Regions from separate parts of the Homo sapiens genome. Here region 1 is linked to region 2. A link is an interaction called in ENCODE POLR2A ChIA-PET data of the cell type or tissue named here. Cell type or tissue: GM12878. All regions are shown on one strand. Links, peaks and the distances in the headings refer to the core of each region. The heading gives the core; the rest is flanking DNA. Region 1 has its middle 7.2 kb from the start of RPS6KA1. Region 2 has its middle 67 kb from the start of ARID1A.

Evidence for each region. ChIA-PET counts read pairs that join two places held together with the same protein. Peaks named below come from ENCODE experiments on the same cell type or tissue, not always from the same donor. Only the 100,000 strongest peaks of a DNase experiment are listed, where the experiment ranks them.
Region 1: POLR2A ChIA-PET joins it to region 2 with 6 read pairs; 5 of 35 experiments call an interaction of 5 or more read pairs at or near these places.

The regions. Positions count from the first base shown.
Region 1 is chr1:26,521,202-26,524,006 of GRCh38, reverse strand. No RefSeq gene overlaps it. Among named protein-coding and RNA genes, the nearest start is that of RPS6KA1, 7.2 kb to the left of the region's middle. In GM12878, for the core only: no CTCF peak of the experiment used is centred there; no DNase peak of the experiment used is centred there.
Region 2 is chr1:26,627,744-26,630,548 of GRCh38, reverse strand. No RefSeq gene overlaps it. Among named protein-coding and RNA genes, the nearest start is that of ARID1A, 67 kb to the left of the region's middle. In GM12878, for the core only: no CTCF peak of the experiment used is centred there; no DNase peak of the experiment used is centred there; H3K27ac peaks cover 755 bases.

The sequences.
Region 1 (2,805 bases), core at 40-2,539, 110 kb after region 2:
GGTCAGGCTGGTCTCGAACTCCTGACCTCAGGTGATTTGCCCACCGCAGCCTCCCAAAGTGCTGGGATTACAGACGTGAGCCACTGCCCCCGGCCTACATCTGGCTTTTAAATTAGACTGTAAACTGTGAGAGGGCAGCTGTTGGGTCTTGTTGGCTCTTCATTGTCTTCCTGACACCTGACACACTGCCTGGCACACAGGTACTCAAAAAGACTAAATGAATGATATGTCCAACATCACCCAGCTATGCAATGGTAAATTTGCAACTCAGACCCAGGCAATCTAATCTCATGCTCTGAAATGCTACACTCTGAGTGATGGATAAATTCTAGCTTTTTTTTTTTTTTTTTTTGAGACAGGATCTTGTTTTGTTGCCCAAGCTAGAGTCCAGTGGTGCAATCATGGCTCACTGCAGCCTCAACATCCTGGGCTCCAGCAATTCTCCCACCTCAGCCTCCCAAGTAGCTGGGACTATAGGCATGCACCACTACTCAGCTATTTTTTTTTTTTTTTATTTTTAAAAGATTTTTGTAGAGACGGGGTTTCGCCTGGCCTTGAGATGTTTGTTAAATGAGTGACTTGTGAGTGTGAAAGGGCTTTGCTAGACACAAGTGAGGCTACCACTCTGCGCCCTGTCAAAGAGGCAGTTCTGGCAAGGAGCAGGGGGCTGAACTGACAGGGGCTGAGGGCCGGGTTTTGGGTCCCTCTTCTGAAGCCTGGGAGGTTTTTCTTTTTCTTTTTTTTTTCTTTGTTTGAGACGGAGTCTCTCCCTGTCACCAGGCTGGAGGGCAGTGGCGCGATCTTGGCTCACTGCAACCTCCGCCTCCCAGGTTCAAGCTATTCTCCTGCCTCAGCCTCCCAAGTAGCTGGGAATACAGGCACCTGCCACCACACCCGGCTAATTTTTTGTATTTTTAGTAGAGACAGGGTTTCACCATGTTAGCCAGGATGGTCTCGATCTCCTGACCTCGTGATCTGCCCGCTTCAGCCTCCCAAAGTGCTGGGATTACAGGTGTGAGCCACCGCGCCCGGCCGAGGTTTTTCTATGATGTTCAAGAGCAGAGGTTCTGGAAAGGACCTGTCCTGGGGAGAGGGTCTGTCATCATTATTCTTTCTTGGCCTCTCAGTAAAGGGTATTCCTGGCTAATGTGTCTTTAACAGGTGGAACAGGATGAGGAGAATAATCACAATGATAGTTACCTTTAATGAGCGATTACAAAGTGCCAGAACAGAGCTGAAACTTTAAATAATAATAATCACAAGTGGGGTGCGGTGGCTCATGCCTGTAATCTCAGCACTTTGGGAGGCTGAGCCAAGAGGATTGCCTGAGCCCAGGAGTTTGAGGCCAGCCTGGGCAACATAGCAAGATACCATTTCTACTAAAAATAAAAACATTAGCCAGGCATGGTGGCGCGCATTCATAGACCTAGCTACTTGGAGGCTGAGGCCAGAGCATAGCTTGAGCCCAGGAGTTTGAGGTTGCAGTGAGCTATGATTGAGCCATTGCCCTCCAGCCTGGGCAAAAGAGCAAGCTCCTGTCTCAAAAAAAATTAAAAAATAATAGTAACAAACTATGAGTGCTTATTGAGAGAGCCCTATGTAGCCTGCCTGGAGCTGAGTGTTTTACAAGTAAGAACTCATCAAATCACCCCAATGATACAATGCCATGAGACAAAAATTATTGTCCCATTTTCCAGATGAGAAAACTGAGGCTTAGAGAGGGACAGGATTGCCCATGGTCAGACAGCCAGTAAGTATTGCAGCTGGGCTGGGAACCCACTTCTCTCAGACCTGAAAGCCAGTGCTCTTGATCACTTCACTATGCTAAGTTCAGAAAGGGGTCCAGGAGAGCTCAGTGTGCACACAGTGGGTGACAGTGATGGAGCAGTGATGGAGTGATGGAGGGGGCAGAGTCTCTTGTCTGTCTCATCCCTCATCTGAGGAATGGGAATGGTGTCATCCTTCTGCTTGAAATCCTCCTGCGCCTCCCCCATCACACTTCAAACAAATCCAAAGTCTTGGCCAAGTCTGTGAACCCCCCAGGCCCCGGCCCACTCCGTCGGGCACTCTCTCCTACCACTCTGTCCCTCGTTCGCCGCTCTCCTGCCACCGGGTATCTTTGCGGATCACTGGACATGCCTGGTATGCTCCTGTCAGGCTCTGCTCCTGCTATGCCCTCCACCTGGAACATTCTTTCTCCATTTCTCAGGGTTCACTCTCTTACTTCATTCACACCTCTGCTCAAATGTCACCTCCCGGAGAGGACTTTCCTTTTCTTATCTTACCTAAAATAGTTCCCCTTGGCCGGGCGCGGTGGCTCACGCCTATAATCCCAGCACTTTGGGAGCCTGAGGCGGGCGGATCACTTGAGATCAGGAGTTTGAGACCAGCCTGGCCAACATGGTGAATCCCTGTCTCTACTAAAACTACAAAAATCAGCCAGGCATGGTGGCGCGCATGCCTGTTATCCCAGCTTCCTGGGAGGCAGAGGTAGGAGAATCACTTGAACCCAGGAGGCGGAGGTTGCAATGAGCCAAGATTGCGACATTGCACTCCAGCCTGGGTGACAGAGCGAGACTGTCTGAAGAAAAAGAAAAAAAAAGCTCTCCATCAGCTATATAACCTACGTTATCTTTTTATTTTTCATGGCATGCTCTTTACTAGCAATCCTGTTGTTTATTTACCTGTTTGTTTCTCCCACTAGAACAAAGCTCCATGAGGCAGGACTTGTCTGTTTACTGCTGTTTCTCTGGATACATTTGATATATTGTAGGCCCTCAAAATGTACTTGTGAATGGAGCCACA
Region 2 (2,805 bases), core at 234-2,733:
TACTTGCCTAATCCTGTCACCCACAGCCATCAGCAAAGATTGCAAGGCAGATTAATCCAAACAGAATGGTGGTTAACATCCCATAGTGCCAAATCCACTTTTAACCAAGAGGGACTTTACCGAGGGAGGCCTTGTTTTTTTATAAATTGAGACGAGGTCTCACTATGTTGCCCAGGCTGGTCTCAAACTCCTGAGCTCAAGTGATTCTCCTGCCTCAACCTCCTAAAGTGCTGGGATTACAGGTGTGAGCCACCGCACCCAGCCTAACCCCATAAATCTTAGGAAGGACTCTAACCTTCCTAAGTTGGGAGGCTGAGGTGGGAGGATCACCTGAGCCCAGGACGTCAAGGCTACAGTGAGCCATCATCACACTGCTACACTCTAGCCTAGGCAACAGGGTGAGACTGCATCATAAATAAATAAATAAATAAATAATCTAAGGTCCAGATAGAATGTGGGTGCTGAGAGGCTGGGCGAAGTGGCTCACACCTGTAATCCCAGCACTTTGGGAGGCCGAGACGGGTGGATCATGAGGTCAGGAGTTCAAGACCAGCCTGGCCAAAATGGTGAAACCCCATCTCTACTAAAAATACAAAAATTAGCCAGGTGTGGTGGCGGGCACCTGTAATCCCAGCTACTCAGGAGGCTGAGGCAGGAGAATTGCTTGAACCCAGGAGGTGGAGGTTGCAGTGAGCCAAGATCGTGCCATTACACTCCAGCCTGGGCCACAGAGCAAGACTCCGTCTCAAAAAAAAAAAAAAGAAAGAAAGAAAAAGAAAGAAAAGAAGGCTCCCAGGTGGTGAAAGCTAATGTAAGCCAAGATGGAAATTTGGAGGAATCTGAAGCCTAGCAAGAATCTCATAGCGATTGTCAGCATAGAAGAACAGCCAAGGTAGGGAAAGAAAACTGAGAAGTTGGAGAATAAAGAGCAGGTGACTCTTGAGCTGTCTTTAAGTGCTTCTACTAATGAAGTAAGAGAAGAGAAAATATGCCACTACTTCGTAATATCATTACTGATATTAGGTTGAACCATATGAAATTGTTGATATTCGATTGCTATGAAAATGACAATTTCATATGGTCTAACTTAATATTTTACATTATCTCATTTGGAGACAAGGAGTGCTCACACTGACGACAATTAGCAGTTAGCCGATTTATGTGGAAAATGATAGATTTGATTTCTTAATTTTTTGACAAAGCTGATATTACTCAGTTAACCACTAAAACTATTAAGTTCTATTATTGTGATTAGATTAAACCCTTTAAGAATGTAATTTTGATGCAACCATAAAAAAGAACATGATCCTGTCTTTTGCAGGAACATGGATGGAGGTGGAGGCTATTATCCTCAGCAAACGAATGCAGGAACAGAAAACCAGACCGCATATTCTCACTTATAAGTGGGAGCTAAATGATGAGAACTTATGAACACAAAGAAGGAAACAAGAGATACTGGGGTCTATTTGAGGGTGGAGGGTGGGAGGAGGGAGAAGAGCAGAAAAGATAACTATTGGGTACTGGGTTTAAGCAGAAAAGATAACTATTGGGTACTGGTTTCATCCTGGGTGATGAAATAATCTCTACAACAAACCCCCATGACATGAGTTTACCGATGTAACTGATATTTACATGTATCCCCAAATCTAAAATAAAAGTTTAAAAAAAGAATATAATTCTGAGATGCTATATTCTCCTTTTTTTCAGTATATTATGCCTTAGTTGTCTACCAATTAAGGAAACTGAGTCATAGAATCACAGAAATGAAAACCATGCAATTATCTTTTTATTTTATTTTATTTATTTTTTGAAATGGAGTCTCTCTGTGTCGCCCAGGCTGGAATGCAGTGGCACGATCTCGGCTCACTGAAACCTCTGCCTCCCAGGTTCAAGCAATTCTCCTGCCTCAGCCTCCCAGGTAGCTGGGACTACAGGTGCACACCACCACGCCCAGCTAATTTTTGTAATTTTAGTAGAGATGGAGTTTCACCATGTTGGCCAGGCTGGTCTCGAACGCCTGACCTCAAGTGATCCACCTGCCTCAGCCTTCCAAAGTGCTGGTATTACAGACATGAGCCACTGCACCAGGCCAATTATCTTTAGAGTAGATAATATTTATGAGACCTTGAAATGCAGTGGCTTACAGAAAGAAATTTAAACAATAATACATCATTATATGGGAGAGGGAGTACAAATAATACCATATAAAAGAAACAAACCATATGCAGGAAAAGGCTGGCAATAAGAAAGACATTGAGCCTACAAAAGGTAAAGGATATTCCAAACTCCACAGCTCAAAAACTTCAAACTGATCTTTGCCTAATCACGAAGGAACTGAAAGAAGCATTTAGTTACGTTACTCTGGTTCCCTAATAAAAGGAACTAGCTCTAAGGAACTAAAAAACTAAAAAAGAGAAGTAAAAAGGGGTGGCTCAACCTTTGCCATCCAAAAAAACACCAAAGGATTCAGTTGGTGTTGTAAAACGAGGACTGACTTCTGCAGATCTGGGTTTTGGCCCTAACTCTGCCACTAAATTGTTGTGTGACCTTCAGCAAATCTTCATCTTTCAAAATCTGAATTTTCACCTCTTCAAAATGAAGATGTGGAACAAATGATCTAAAACAATATAATTTCCAACTTAGAGAAAAATTTCAAGAACAGTACAAGAAACTCCCAGAAGTCCTTTATCCAAATTCATAAATTAATTACATTTTGCTCCATTTGCTTTATTATTCTCTCTTTACATACATAGTTATAAATATATGCACATTTTTTCCTGAAATATTTGAGATATATTCGAGACT